Linked DNA regions of Homo sapiens: region 1 is linked to region 2. The links are chromatin contacts, found by Hi-C or POLR2A ChIA-PET in ENCODE. All regions are on one chromosome and are shown on one strand. The core of a region is the stretch at or near the end of the contact, and the rest is flanking DNA. Distances in the headings are between cores, read along the strand shown. Region 1 overlaps ITGA9 (integrin subunit alpha 9). Region 2 overlaps ITGA9 (integrin subunit alpha 9).

Region 1 (6,343 bases), core at 2,519-5,018, 160 kb before region 2:
CTAATTTTTTGCATTTTTTGCAGAGGCAGGGGTTTCGCCATGTTGCTCAGGCTGGTGTCGAACTCAAGTGATCCACCTACCTCGGCCTCCCAAAGTGCTGGGATTACAGGCATGAGCCACCACACTCCACCTCCAACCACAATTCTTGTTTTAAAAAATGAAAATAGAGTGAAACAGAAATGGTAGAATCAAGTCACCTTGCTCATTCACAGTCATGTGTGGCTAGGACACCATGTGGTCCAGTCTGACACAGGCTGATCCTTTCCCCTCAGGACCCATCCTTGGGGTCGTCCAGTCCTTGGGCTCTGTTCCTCTGATGTGGCACAGGTGGTCAGTGGGGCAGGGAAGACAGAAAGATGAGGGCCACATCCACAGAAGTCATTTCCTTCCTGTGGTACAGACATGACACCACCCTGTGGGATGAATGGGGATTCCCATGTTTGCTAGTTACATATGGCCAAGCCCTTCAGCCTTTCTGCCCCACTTCCAGTTTCTTTCTTGGGTGGGAATGCCTTGAGCCTCAGTTAATTGTTTGAGTTTTCTTGAGTATAAAAGGAATCCTGGCTGGGCATTGAGTGAATACAATCATAAAACCCAAATGATGCTGTTGGCCTCATCTGAGCTGAGAGTGGTGTTGGCACCTTCATAGCTGACATCAAATGGATCTCCAAGCCCAAACACTAACAGTGGAACCAGCTATTGCTGCTTCTGGTGTATCATCCAAATGGGTTTTCCCAGCCATCTTCTGGTGCATTTCTAACATACCCTTAAAAGGCATAAAAAAGTGGCATAGATGATGGCTGGAAAGATTAAGTTCTTTCTGGTGGCTTCTTTAATTTTGGAATAACCAGCCTTCCTTCAACCCCCTTACATGCATTAGAAACTTCTGAACTGTTTTTGTTCTGTTTTTAATTAGGTTGTGGTACAAGAGGAGCAATTAATAAAACCTTCCATTTCCACATCTACTGTGAAACTCTGTGACTTCTTCCCGTGTGATGATGGCTAAGTGCGCAGAACATGTGAAATTTAAGTAGATTTGTGGAAACAGAAACACATTTTTATTTAGTCATGAGCGTCACTTGGAGTAGAAATAGAGCCCTTTATGATTCGTGTGCTGGTCTTTCTTCCTGGAGGGCTTCAGTATTATCTCATGCTGTCATCTTTATGTTGTATTGGAAAAATCTGGGATTCTTTTTCCCTTGGTCATTATTTGCTTTTTAAAAAATAATGTAGTTTTAAAGAATTCTTGCTATTTAATCTCAAGCCCAAACATGGTTTTTAGTGAGGAACTGATACTTAATAAAGTTTGATATTTTTAGTTCTAGAAAGAATTGTTTTGGGGGGTGGGAGGCTGCAGTTGAGAGGTACAAGAAATGTTCAATGAGGGGAAGACACTCTACTGTGGTTCCATTTGCTCTTTGAAAACTTGTGTTTCTGTTGGAAAGAAAGGTTTGATTTTGGAAGTTTTAAATGTACTGCATGATGTTGCTAAATTTTAGTTCGTTGCTGGGAAGTTTTGGATGAGCTCATTTCATAAGGATTTATGTGCCTTATAGGCCAGTGTGGGGTAAGGGGTGGAGAAGCTTGCCTCCTTCAGAAGGGTCTTCATTCCTAGAGGGATATGGAATGACCCACTGCTTTTTGGTGGGAAACGTAAAGGCCAGTCAGCTTTTGGATGAATTTTCAAGGAAGACAGCAGCTGTCCATCTTCAGTCTTGACTTGCCATTCCCTTAGGGAGTTCCTTCCTTTCACCCATCTTTTTCTCCCCATGGCTTGGCCATGCCACAGTGGTCCCTCGGCTTCAACAGTCTTGCTTGCTTACATCTACTAACTGGGCAAGAGAGACCATTCTCCCATTGGCCCTGGACCACCACTCTGATTTGGATTTAGATGGGCTCAGGAATTTTGTTTGGAATCCTTTTGGCCTTAAACAAAATAATGATGAGAGAAATCTGCCTCCCATAAGTCATAATCTCAGCAGGCTCCTGTGTCTGAGCTATTTCTGTATCCAGGTCCCCAAGAGGGCTACAGGGAAAACTTCATCATGATGGGAGGGAAGAAAGAAGGTAAGTCCTAAGATGTTTGCTTCCTATTCCTTGTAAGGTTTAGCCATGTATAGTCATGTGCCAGTCACCTAGGGCTGAGAAAGGGGAGCAAGCAGAGAGGGAGAAGAGGAAGAAGCCAAATGAGATGGTTCGTAATTGATTAGTGGAAGTTAAATAATGTTAAGGATAGGAGGCTTGTCCCCTCCATCATGATTTAGTATATCATCCTTCCCAAGAGAAGTTTTGAGAACTTGTCCTCTGGTATCCAGGAAATGGCCTCCCCAGCAGTGTGCATAGTCCCAGGGAAGCCGTCTCATGAGCCCCTCCTTCTCTTGACTCCTCTCCTAATGGTCACATGGTGCCACCACTCTTTCAAGCCAAGTCAAATTGCATGCAGCAGAAAACCCAAATAAGTTTATGCAGTAGAGGTTTATTCTCACACCGAAGTAATTCAGCATTGGTATGGTGGCTCCATGGACTTCAAGGATCAAGGATCCTTTCCTCTTTCTGTTCCACCATCCTCAGAACATGGCTTCCAGTTTCAAAGTTACCTTATGGCCCAATGTGGCTGTTGGAGCTCCAGCCATCACATCCAAATTCCAGATAGGAAAAAGAAGGAAGAGAGAAGATTACAAAAGAAAATTATCTCCCAGCTAATTTGTCTTTATTTATGGAGTTTTCCTGGAAGCCTCACATTATGGTTTCTGCTTGTATCTTCTTGACCACCTCTTCTCCAGGGGAGACTAGAAAATGTCTTTTAGGTAGGCATATTGTAGATTGGAATAAAGTTGAGTTTGGTTAAAAGGGAAAAGTAGAGAATGGATATTGGTTAGGCATATAGTCTCTGCCATGGTCTAGAATATATGAAGAACCTCATGTGTGAACCTTAATATATTCTGCCAAATATTCTGTTTATAATATCTAACCCTCCTATCAGATCCTAGGCCATTTGGAAGCCAGGAGCTTATCCTCTCCTCTTTGTATCAAGCCAGGGGCCCACATGTTGGAGTTATAGCCCATCTTTGTTCAATTGATTCAGATTCAGCCCTTGCCTCCCATATCCCTCACCATGGATATGCAGTTATAAATGATTTCTTGTTAAGCATTTTTAAAAGGTTAACTTCTTCCCAGAGAGCTTTTACATAATTATCCATTTAATGTGTTTTTAATGATAAAGAATCTAATAGTTATCAATAATGTTGGAAAAGTAATTCTAGGCATGAAAATTAGCAGTATGGTACATATGAAGTACATACCAAGTACTACCTGATTCCAGATATTAGGAAAACAAGACAGAAGGGTTTCACCACTAGTCAGTATCAGTAGATTGTTGGGGAGAAATCTTTATGAAAAATGCCACTTTTCACTCTTTTTTTCAAGTTTGAACTGACTGTGGAAAGATGGGAGATGTCTGAGAAAACTTGTGTCAGTACTTCATGTTTGTAAAAGGACAGGGAATCCTTCTGAAAATCTAGTTACATAAATTTATGTTCCACCACAAGAAAAATCAGTGGATGGCTGGAAGGCGGGGCTTTCCCTTTTGCTCTGGAAGGGAAGGAAACTCTGACAGCCAGACTTCTCAGTCGGAAAGTGTCTTTGGTGAGCCTTACTATGTGACTGGCTGATTCACTTTGTCCGCTAAGTCTTGGGAGAGGTGATGTAACCAGGGACTGCAACTTCTAGGGAAAGGGGAAAAATCACTGTTGGCCCCACCCTCTAGCATTGGAAGCTTAACAGGGCTTTGGCCCACAGCAGATGGAAGTTTGAGCTGTGTTTTGTAATTCTTTTTTAAATGTTCGCCAGAGCATCCATTATTCTTCCTCATTTTCTCTTCTCCTCTTCCCTCCTTTTCTTCTTTCTTACCTTTTCTCTTTTTTATCCTGGATGTGCTCCTGTATGGCCATTCTAAATCAACTCAGGTCTGACCTTTGGAAATACGTACAGTAATAAGGAATCCTAGGGGCTTCCTGCTGTATTTCTGTTTTTGAATTTGATTAACATGAGCTAAGAGGTTGAGTAGAAAGAACTTGGACTTTGGTGTCCAAAAGACACGGGTATGAATTCTGACTCTACCATTACTGGCTCTGTGACTCTGGACGAGTTGCTTTACTTCTCTGACTCTCTAGAATCTCACCTGGAACTTGAGGTTAATTCCTGCTTCAAAGCGTTGTTAGGAAGATTGAACAAAATAATGTGTGAAGGAAAACCCAGCGAGAGGGATGAAGAGCAGAGTGTGCTGGGCTACATAGGCTAAACTAAGAAGTTTGGATTTTATTTACAGTGCTCTGGGAAGCAGGGAAGTGACCTGATATTGTAGATATTTTCAAAAAATCACTGTGGGCCTGTGGAGTGAATGGAGGACAGGAGCTGGAGTGGAAGCAGATAGCCCAGCTAGGAGGCAAGAACAGTGGACAAGACGGCTGGACTAGTGTGGTCACAGAGGGAACAGACGGAAGCAGTGATTCTTGAGAACTTTTGGAGGTAAAGACACTAGGAGTAGCTGAAGTCTTAGATGTGAAAAAGGGAGGGAAAGAGAACACTCAAACATGGATCTTAGGTTGGGTCTTGAGCGCGTGATTGGTGAGGACTGTTTGACAGTGTAGCCCAGGACTGTGCATGGGGATGACACCCACAAGATGTTGGCTGGCTGGCTGGATTCATGACTATCTGGAGGAAAGAGAGAATGCGTGTTCTTAGGCCATGTTGGATGCTGAATGCAGTGGGACAGACCCGGTTCTATTTCTTGCTTTGAAGAGATTGTGTTCCAATTATCTGCCCTGTTTAGATGGCAGCTTCCAGAATCAAGTTGGTCAGTTTTGAGCAAGATCTGGAAAGCAAGACAATGTCTCAAAAGCATCAGGACCCCTGATATCCACCTTGTTAACACCGTAGATGACTTCGGTGCCCTCCCTGCAGCCGTCTGCTTTAATTGTCAGAACAAAGTGAAAGCGAACTCAGAGTGGGACTTGGGATGGGCTTTGGAACTGAGCAGCATTCTCAAAGCTGGGTGCTGTAGTGGCATGACTATTACAGGTGGGGCCAGGACCCCACTTCCACAAAATTCAATTGGATACATCTGGTAGGAGGTGTTCACCTGGAAATCTGGGTCTTAAACCACTTTGAGAAACACTGTCCTGGAGGTAAGCAGCCCCTGTTCTGGTTCTTTTTCTTCCACTTTTTAAAAAGGAAATCAGTTTGGTGGCAAAATCTCCCCTTCCTGTCCATAATTCAGACTACGACAGCAATTAGAGGCAGGCAGCCTCCCCTCCAAGGAGAAAGAAACCCTCCACGTGTTTTATGAGTATATTCCTAATAATGACAATAGCAGCAAACAAACACCATAGTGGTGATTTCATACTCATGAAATTATTGTCATGGAGTTAGAGCCTAGATAAAAGTGTTTGGCAAGTCTCTAAAGCATATTTCAAGAGAAAAAGGAGGCCAGAATTTATAGAATCTAAAAATAGCAGTTGAAGTGCAGCTGTGTTTAGCTTGTCAGAGAACCTGTTGAGTCAAGATGGGCAGGGGATTTTATTTCTCTGGCCCTGAGGTCATTTGTCTTGTTTAAGAAGGGGCAGCAAACATTTCCAAATAGGGATTGACTTTTAAGGGGAGGAAGATGGCTAAATGTATATGGTATTTCTTGTTTTCTGCTCTTACTCTTCCTACCTCCAACCCCATTCCAAATTTCCTCTTAAGAAAAGGAAGGAGAGTTTGTTTTTCTCAGTAGAGTAAGTAGTGACTGCCTAGGTGGCAGGATTTTGGATGGTAGTGGTGATGTTACTTATTGATGGCACATTTGATGACTGTTAGTCCATGGAGTGGTGGGGGTAGACTAACTATCTGGTCTTAGTGGGTTCTGTACAATCCCATTAAGTTGAAGGAATAAACCTGTAGTTGGAGAAATAACAGTGTGACTTCTCCAAGACTGATTGGCTGATTTTTGGACCCTCTTTGTCCCATTTCTAGTCAGGAATTATGTCTTCTACTGTTCCACAACCCACAAAAGAAGATGTCTGTTCCACTTCTGGCCTAAGCAATCCTCAAGCCTCTATACTTAACAACATTGGAATGTCACCATCTTAAAACTTGTCAACCAGTAGGCCTTCAAACCTCCTGCCCTTTAATATTTATTGAAACCTTGGTGGAAATGAATTCTGTTTTTGGTGGAGTGCGTGAAGTTATTTCCCTCCATTAGTTTGTAGGCCAGAGGTTGAAAACTAGTGGCCCGCAGGCTGAGTCTTCCTCACCGTCCCACTTTGCTTGCCTGGCAAAGTGTTAACCTATACAATTGCCA
Region 2 (6,397 bases), core at 2,575-5,074:
TCCCGGCAGATTCAGTTCCTGGCGAGAGTTCTCTTCCTGGTTCATAAACAGAACCTTCTCTATGTGTGCCCATCTGGCTTTCCCTTGGTGTGTGTGCATGGAGAGAGAGAGATCTCTTTGTCTTCTCTTCTTCTGAGTGCACTAATTCCATCATGAAGGCCTCACCCTCATCTAAACCTAAGTACCTTCCAAAGACCCCATCTCCACATACCATCACATAGGGGGGTTAGGCCTTCCACATATTAATTTGAGGAGTGGCGGGGGGACACAAACATTCAGCGCATAAGACTTTTCAATAGTCTTCCAATCCTAGCCACACTCAGGAGAACGTCTCCAATCCTGCTAGCACATCTTTAACACTTCTCTATCACCAGCAAATCTCCCTTTTCAACAAAGATGGAGTAGACCTTAGGCTCAGAGGCTTCCAAAGGCAACAGAGTTCAGCATTGCTCTGTTTTCATTGTGTTCATTTTTACAACTACCTTCTCTTTTTGGCAAGTGATCCTGGATTCCCATCTATGACAGTGATATAAATTGTTCTTTTAAAACAATCTTTAAACTAAAAGAGTAAGGCAACAAAAATATGAACAAATATCCCAGGTGATGTAATTTGCAGATGTGGCAGAAATTGAAAAGATGGTATGTGAGTGAAACTTAGAAAGTCCCGGTTAAAGAGTGTAAACGCATCACTTCCTAAGGAGAGCCTCGGTGGCGGAACAGGAGCAGCAGGTCTCTGGCCAGAGTATGTGTCAGGCTTGGTTTTACTGTTAAAGCTGTGACTTTGGCCTGACAGTCAGAAAGCTATACATAAAACTAAAGCTTATCATGCAAATGAGCTTCCAGAGGTCATAAACTGCAGAAGATGGAAGAGAACAGTTTAAGTTTGGAATGCCTGCTGATGCCAAATACCACTTCCTTTTTCACTAGTATGAATTCAGCGTGATCTTTGATACAAGCCACCTGTCTGGGGAAGAGGAAGTTCTCAGCTTCATTGTTACTGCTCAGAGGTAAGGGGGGGGTTTAAACACTTTTTTCAAAGATGAGAGATTTATGGGACCAGGAAAGGATGTGTCCTGGTTAAGCTTTGATGAATCCCAGGATGCTGAGGAGGAAGAAATGGTTACTCAGTGATAAAGCCTTGAGCCGCAAAGTGGAATTGGATTTCTTGGGGATGGTGGTTGCCTAGTGCTGCTTGCATAGCCGCCACTGCAGATTGAACTGAGAGGAACTGGGCATCAGCCACTCAGAGGTGATGATTCTACAGCTGAGGAGAGACAGGCCCAGGGGGGTGAGGCTCTAGTCCAAGGTCAGTTCCCACTTGGCTGTGTATTTCCCAGATCAGACAGATGTCCTCTGCAAATTGTCTGGCTGGGCCCACTGCTGCTTTTGGACATGGTGCTGTATCCCTTGATGGAGTGGGCAGGTCACCTGCAGCCTGAGGGCCTGGCTGAGCCTGTTGGCAGAGGCCCCAAGAGATGCTACTCAAGAGAGGGCTTAATTTGGAAGCCAAGTGGATGGATAGGAAAGGGGATCGTGGGGTGGCAGCTTCTCCCCTCAGTAGCATGTGCCCGCCCCTCTCCAGGATAGCCATGAGTGCCTGTGGGGGCTTCTGGGGAGTTACAAGATGCCTTCTCCAGGGCAGATCCAGCATGCCTTGAAGCAGCATCTAGGTAGCACTTGGCTGGCAGCTCCAGTGGAGGGAGGGGCGTTCAGGTGGGTGAACAGGGAGACACAAGCTTTGATTGGGGTGGTGGTTGGACACCCAAGGCAACCTTTTCATTTTCACTTGGAAATGATCTTAAACTTAACAGAAGTCTTACAAGAATAGTGCAAGGAACTCCTATATACCCTTTACCCAGATTCACCCAGTGTTAACATTTTGCCTCATCTATTTTATCATCCTCTTTCTATATAATTTTTTTTGTTAACCATGTGAAAGTTGCAGAAATCATGCCTCTTGATTCATAAATACTTCAGTGTGCATTCCCAAGAATGAGGCTGTTCTCTTAATAAACTGTAGTATAGTTATCACATTCAGGAAATTGAACATTGACACTATGCTATTAGCTAATCCGCAGTTTATGTTCTGATTATGCCAGTTATCCCAATAATGTCTTTTTAGCCGCTTCTTTTTACTGGTCCACAAGACTTGGTTATTTTCTATTGACACTATTTTCAAGATCACATAATTTACATCACATAAAACATGACTGTGATCTAATAGAAGCCTATGCAAAGCATAGATAGGGTAGACTTCATTCCCATTGCACAAAATCCAGAAGGGCTTCAGTGGGGAGGTAGCATTTAAACAGAGGAGTCTGTTTTCAGGCTGAAGCAACATGGGCACGGCAGTGAGGCTGTCCATGGGGCAAGAAGCCCTGTTACACCTGTGTAGGTGGTGGGCACGAGAGTGTACTGGGGATTCGTGCACCTTCTCAGAAGAAGGATGGGGAGCACACAAGCACAGTGGGAATGGGGCTGAAAGAGGAGCCTGGGCGCTAAACCATGGGGGACAAAGGTCACCTAGAAAATCTGAACTATATCCTGATGGCACTGAGGAGCCACTGAAAGTTTTTGAAAAGGGGAGTGGCACAGTGCAACAGCTTGGCCCCAGAGCATGAGGTTGATGAATTTGATAAGGGGCGGCAGATGCCCATTCAAACCTGAAAATTCTCATTCTCTTGCCATTTCTTGGATCCACAGAACACTCGCCATTGTTGGGCAGACCCATCAATGTGCTCTCTTGGTCCTTCCACACCTGAGGCAGCCTGTATGCCTGGGAAGGAATGTGACATGGAAGAGATTTCCCTTGTCAAAATAGAAGACACTTCCTGCCTCCACCTAATTCAGGGCTAATCATAACAGTCAGAGAGGGCAGGGAACCAGTATTGCAATTGTGAAAGGTTCATTTGTTAGAATAACATGTCCACACAGCAGCAGTGCTCTGGTTTTGGATGCATATTAGAATCGCCTGGGGAGCTTTCAAAAATATCGATGCCTGATCTATCCCCAGAGACCCTGACCCTGCCTCTGCCTGGGGTGAGACCTGGGCAATGGAGTTTTCAGAAGGGCTCACCAAATGATTCTAATGAGCAGCCAAGGCTAAGAACCACTATTTATAATCCCTTACTCTGTGCTGGGCACATTTTCACTCAGTAAATATTTATTGTGCACCTTATATTTACCAGTTGCAGTGCTAAATGCTGGGCACATGAGAAAATGACAGTAACCTACTAAATTCAAGAACACCCCCTATGTACATTAACAGTGCTGCATAGCTTCAGGAAGCCCTAGGATCTGTAGCTTCAATAATATAAAAATTTCTAGTTTCTTAAATCACAAATGTTAAGATGACCATATTATCTTCTAAGCACACACCAGAATATTTCAGATGCTCATTTCTTTTCAGGCATTGGTGAAGATATGGTCTGACTGCCCCGGAGGGCACCCACACACAGCGCTTGACTCCCTGCTATGACGGAAAGATCCTTAAAGCTCCTTATCTTGAAAACTACAGTTAAAATCTCAATTGTTCCTTTCTTCCATCACCACCCTTTGAAGGTCTCTTTGCCTACTTGTAGATTTAGGGGGACATAACATTGAGACTGAGCAGTTTCTTGAACCTCTCCTCTCAGCAGCCACCAGCCTGGCTTTTGCAGACCACTGGAAAGTATCCCAGCTCATTAGCTTTTGGAATGACGGGAAGCCTTTTGATGTTTGACGTCTTTATCTCAACTCTTCAACTTAGCTCATTCTGGAGCAGTCACACGATGACAGATGAGACGGTTGGGCCTGAGCCGGCCAAACAAACGGCAGGGCAAGACCTGGCAGGATGCTGGGGTGGGGGCGGGAGTGGGCCAGGATGGTGTTAACCCATCCACAGGGGAGTCGCCTTTGGCCTGCCCACAGCAGTGATCCCAAGGCTTTTGTCACCCCTTGGGAAAGGAAGGACAAGGAAGTCAGGCTGTGTGGGCACCTGATCCTGCTGCTTTTGCAAACTGTGGATGCCCCTGAGGGACTGATGTCACCCCATGTAGGAAGACAGATGAGGAGCCAGGGCAGAGACTGTGGCCCTATGGGGTCAGCGTCACACAGCACCATTGTTTCAGAACAATAGGAGGGAGAAGGAGAGGGGATGTGAGAGCTATTTAAGTGCTGTTGCCATTCAGCACTTGCTGGTTGAGAGAGGAAGGCAGTGGGGCAGGGCTTGGAGGGGGCAGAGAGAGGGCACAGAGCAGACAGGGACTCAGCAGATGTTCAGGGAACGGCGTGGTGGGGAACAGTCAGGATGAGCTGAGCCAGCCTCAGCAGGTCTAGGGGACTCTTTTCTTCCGCCCATGCAGGGTGAACTTGGGAACCAACTGTGAATGTAGGTTCAAGAACATGTACCCAAGAGCCACGCATTTTCCCAAGGAATAATGATCACAATTCCTATTAGAAATTTAATAAAGTAATAAAGGGAAACTAGGTCTTCTCTCTCTTCCTCCTGTTCCTTCTCCTCCCTTCTTCTTTTGCTCCTCTTCCTTCTCGCTCCCAAATCTGGCATCAGGAGCAGGAGTCACAGCTGAGAGAGCCCTAGTTTGAAGTCTGACTGAGCTGGTTGGAATCTCAGCTCTGGTTTGCAGGGGGGCCTTGGGCAGTTACCTGATTTATCTGACTTGCTCCTTACCTGTCAAAGGTGGGTGCTCCATCTCCCTCTGGGGTTGCTCTGAGGTCTCAGTGAGGCCATGCTGAGAAATGCCCGGCATAGTGCCTGGCACATAGTAGCCACTTAACAGCATCAATTCCCTCATGTTCACCTTTCCAGAATGATCTCACAAGAATCCCCGTTCTGTGCTTTCTCACCCGGAGGCCTTATGTGGATGTATTTTAGAATCACCTGGGGAGCTTTCAAAAATATCGATGCCTGATCTACCCCCATAGACTTGCTATAGCCAGGGTCTATAGCGAGAGCTTCCATGATGTTTATAGTGGTAGGTTTGGTCAGGGCCTCTTTCCTGGGCTTGGCTGTCCATGGATGATGGGTGGTCCTTTCAGGTGAGACATAGCTGCTGAAGTCTAGCAACTCCTTCCTGGCTGCAATACCCTAACTTCATTGGTCCATTGTTCGTGGAACAGGCACTTACACAAGTAGCACACACAGTAGGTGCCCTGCCCATAACCCCTCAGCCCTCACCCTTCCCAATCTATCCGCAAACTGGGCAGATTCCGGCTCCCAGCACCAGCCACCCTGCTGAGGCTTTCTCTGGCCAGAGCCCACTCACTTGCCTGACAGGCAGGTGCCAGGGGGTTCATTCCACCCCACCCCCACCCCCAGCAGCAGCAACAGCAGCTCTCAGGAGTCAGTGGATAAAGGCCTGGCTCCCATGCCCTCAGCTAGGAAGACTGACTCTGCCTCACAGAGTCCCCGCGAGACTGGGCCCTGGCTGCCGACAGCACGACCCTCCTGTATGGCATGCCTTTATTGTCTCCTTTCCTTTGCTCTCTCCCTTCTCCACTCTCCAGTCCTACTGGCATTTCCTGGGGCCACCTCTCGAATAAACTACTTACACTCAAATCTTTGTGTGGAACACAACCAAGACAATAGAGTGCCCTTGATAGATATGTACAGGGACCAAAAACAGACTGAAGGCAATGAGGTGCCATCTGCCCTTGGAGAATGTAGAGATTCAACTCTAAAGTGGAACAGAGAAAGCCCACTGCTGGACAGCTAGTGTTGGCCAGCGTTCATTCATTCTCCTCTCTCTGCACAGTGGCAACACGGAGCGCTCTGAATCCCTGCATGACAACACCCTCGTGCTGATGGTGCCACTGATGCACGAGGTGGACACGTCCATCACCGGGTGAGTAGCCTGGTCCTGGGTTGCCACAACACAGGAGTGCCCTCCAGTGGAACACTGTGCTTCTCATATTTGCATGTGTAGCCAGCCAGGAGCCAAGGGCTGTGCCACCTCCACTTCCTCCCAGCCTTGAAAAGCAGGATGAAGCTTTAGCTGCAGTAACTCATACACTCCTCCCTCCTTGTTTTCTCCTCTGTCCCACCTACCCACCCACCTGGTAGATAATCTGAGAAGTTTGATGACAAGTTTAAGCCCCATAATTTCTTTGAACATTCCATATACCTTTATGTGCATATATTCTCATCCGCCCCTAGTCCCTCCAGAATGCTGTATGGTAACAAGCAGCATGGCTCCTGGGATTAAAATCTCAGCTGGAAGTTGCTGGGCCAGAGATTATCACCAGATGTGTCTCCAGTCCTGGCTCACAGGAGGACCACTTTCTGATTAGCTCCACAGGCAGTGCTGGCTTTGCTTGTTTCTGTTAACTCCCTCTGCAGAGCCAGAGGTGGCTTTTCCTGATGTCTATAATGGTCTGGAATGGGCAGGGAACCATCCCA

Evidence for each region. A loop is a pair of places that touch in the nucleus more often than their neighbours do. ChIA-PET counts read pairs that join two places held with the same protein, here RNA polymerase II (POLR2A).
Region 1: a map of cardiac septum shows a loop between it and region 2 (1.8-fold over the local background). The contact joins two enhancer-like sites. A Hi-C loop is called at or near these places in 1 of 168 maps with a recorded cell type or tissue (cardiac septum). POLR2A ChIA-PET finds 5 or more read pairs at or near these places in 2 of 52 experiments (A673 and WTC11).

Annotation. Positions count from the first base shown.
Region 1 is chr3:37,576,768-37,583,110 of GRCh38, forward strand. All of the region lies in intron 15 of ITGA9 (integrin subunit alpha 9), which reads left to right. Among named protein-coding and RNA genes, the nearest start is that of ITGA9, 130 kb to the left of the region's middle. Within about 2 kb of position 3,769, at least 4 of the 41 ENCODE cell types and tissues checked have a DNase peak (open chromatin) inside an H3K27ac peak, as active enhancers do.
Region 2 is chr3:37,735,977-37,742,373 of GRCh38, forward strand. ITGA9 (integrin subunit alpha 9) reads left to right here. Exons shown (of 28, transcript NM_002207.3): 20 at 928-1,007; 21 at 5,754-5,843. Among named protein-coding and RNA genes, the nearest start is that of ITGA9-AS1, 120 kb to the right of the region's middle. RefSeq lists an enhancer at 5,590-6,397. Within about 2 kb of position 3,825, at least 4 of the 41 ENCODE cell types and tissues checked have a DNase peak (open chromatin) inside an H3K27ac peak, as active enhancers do.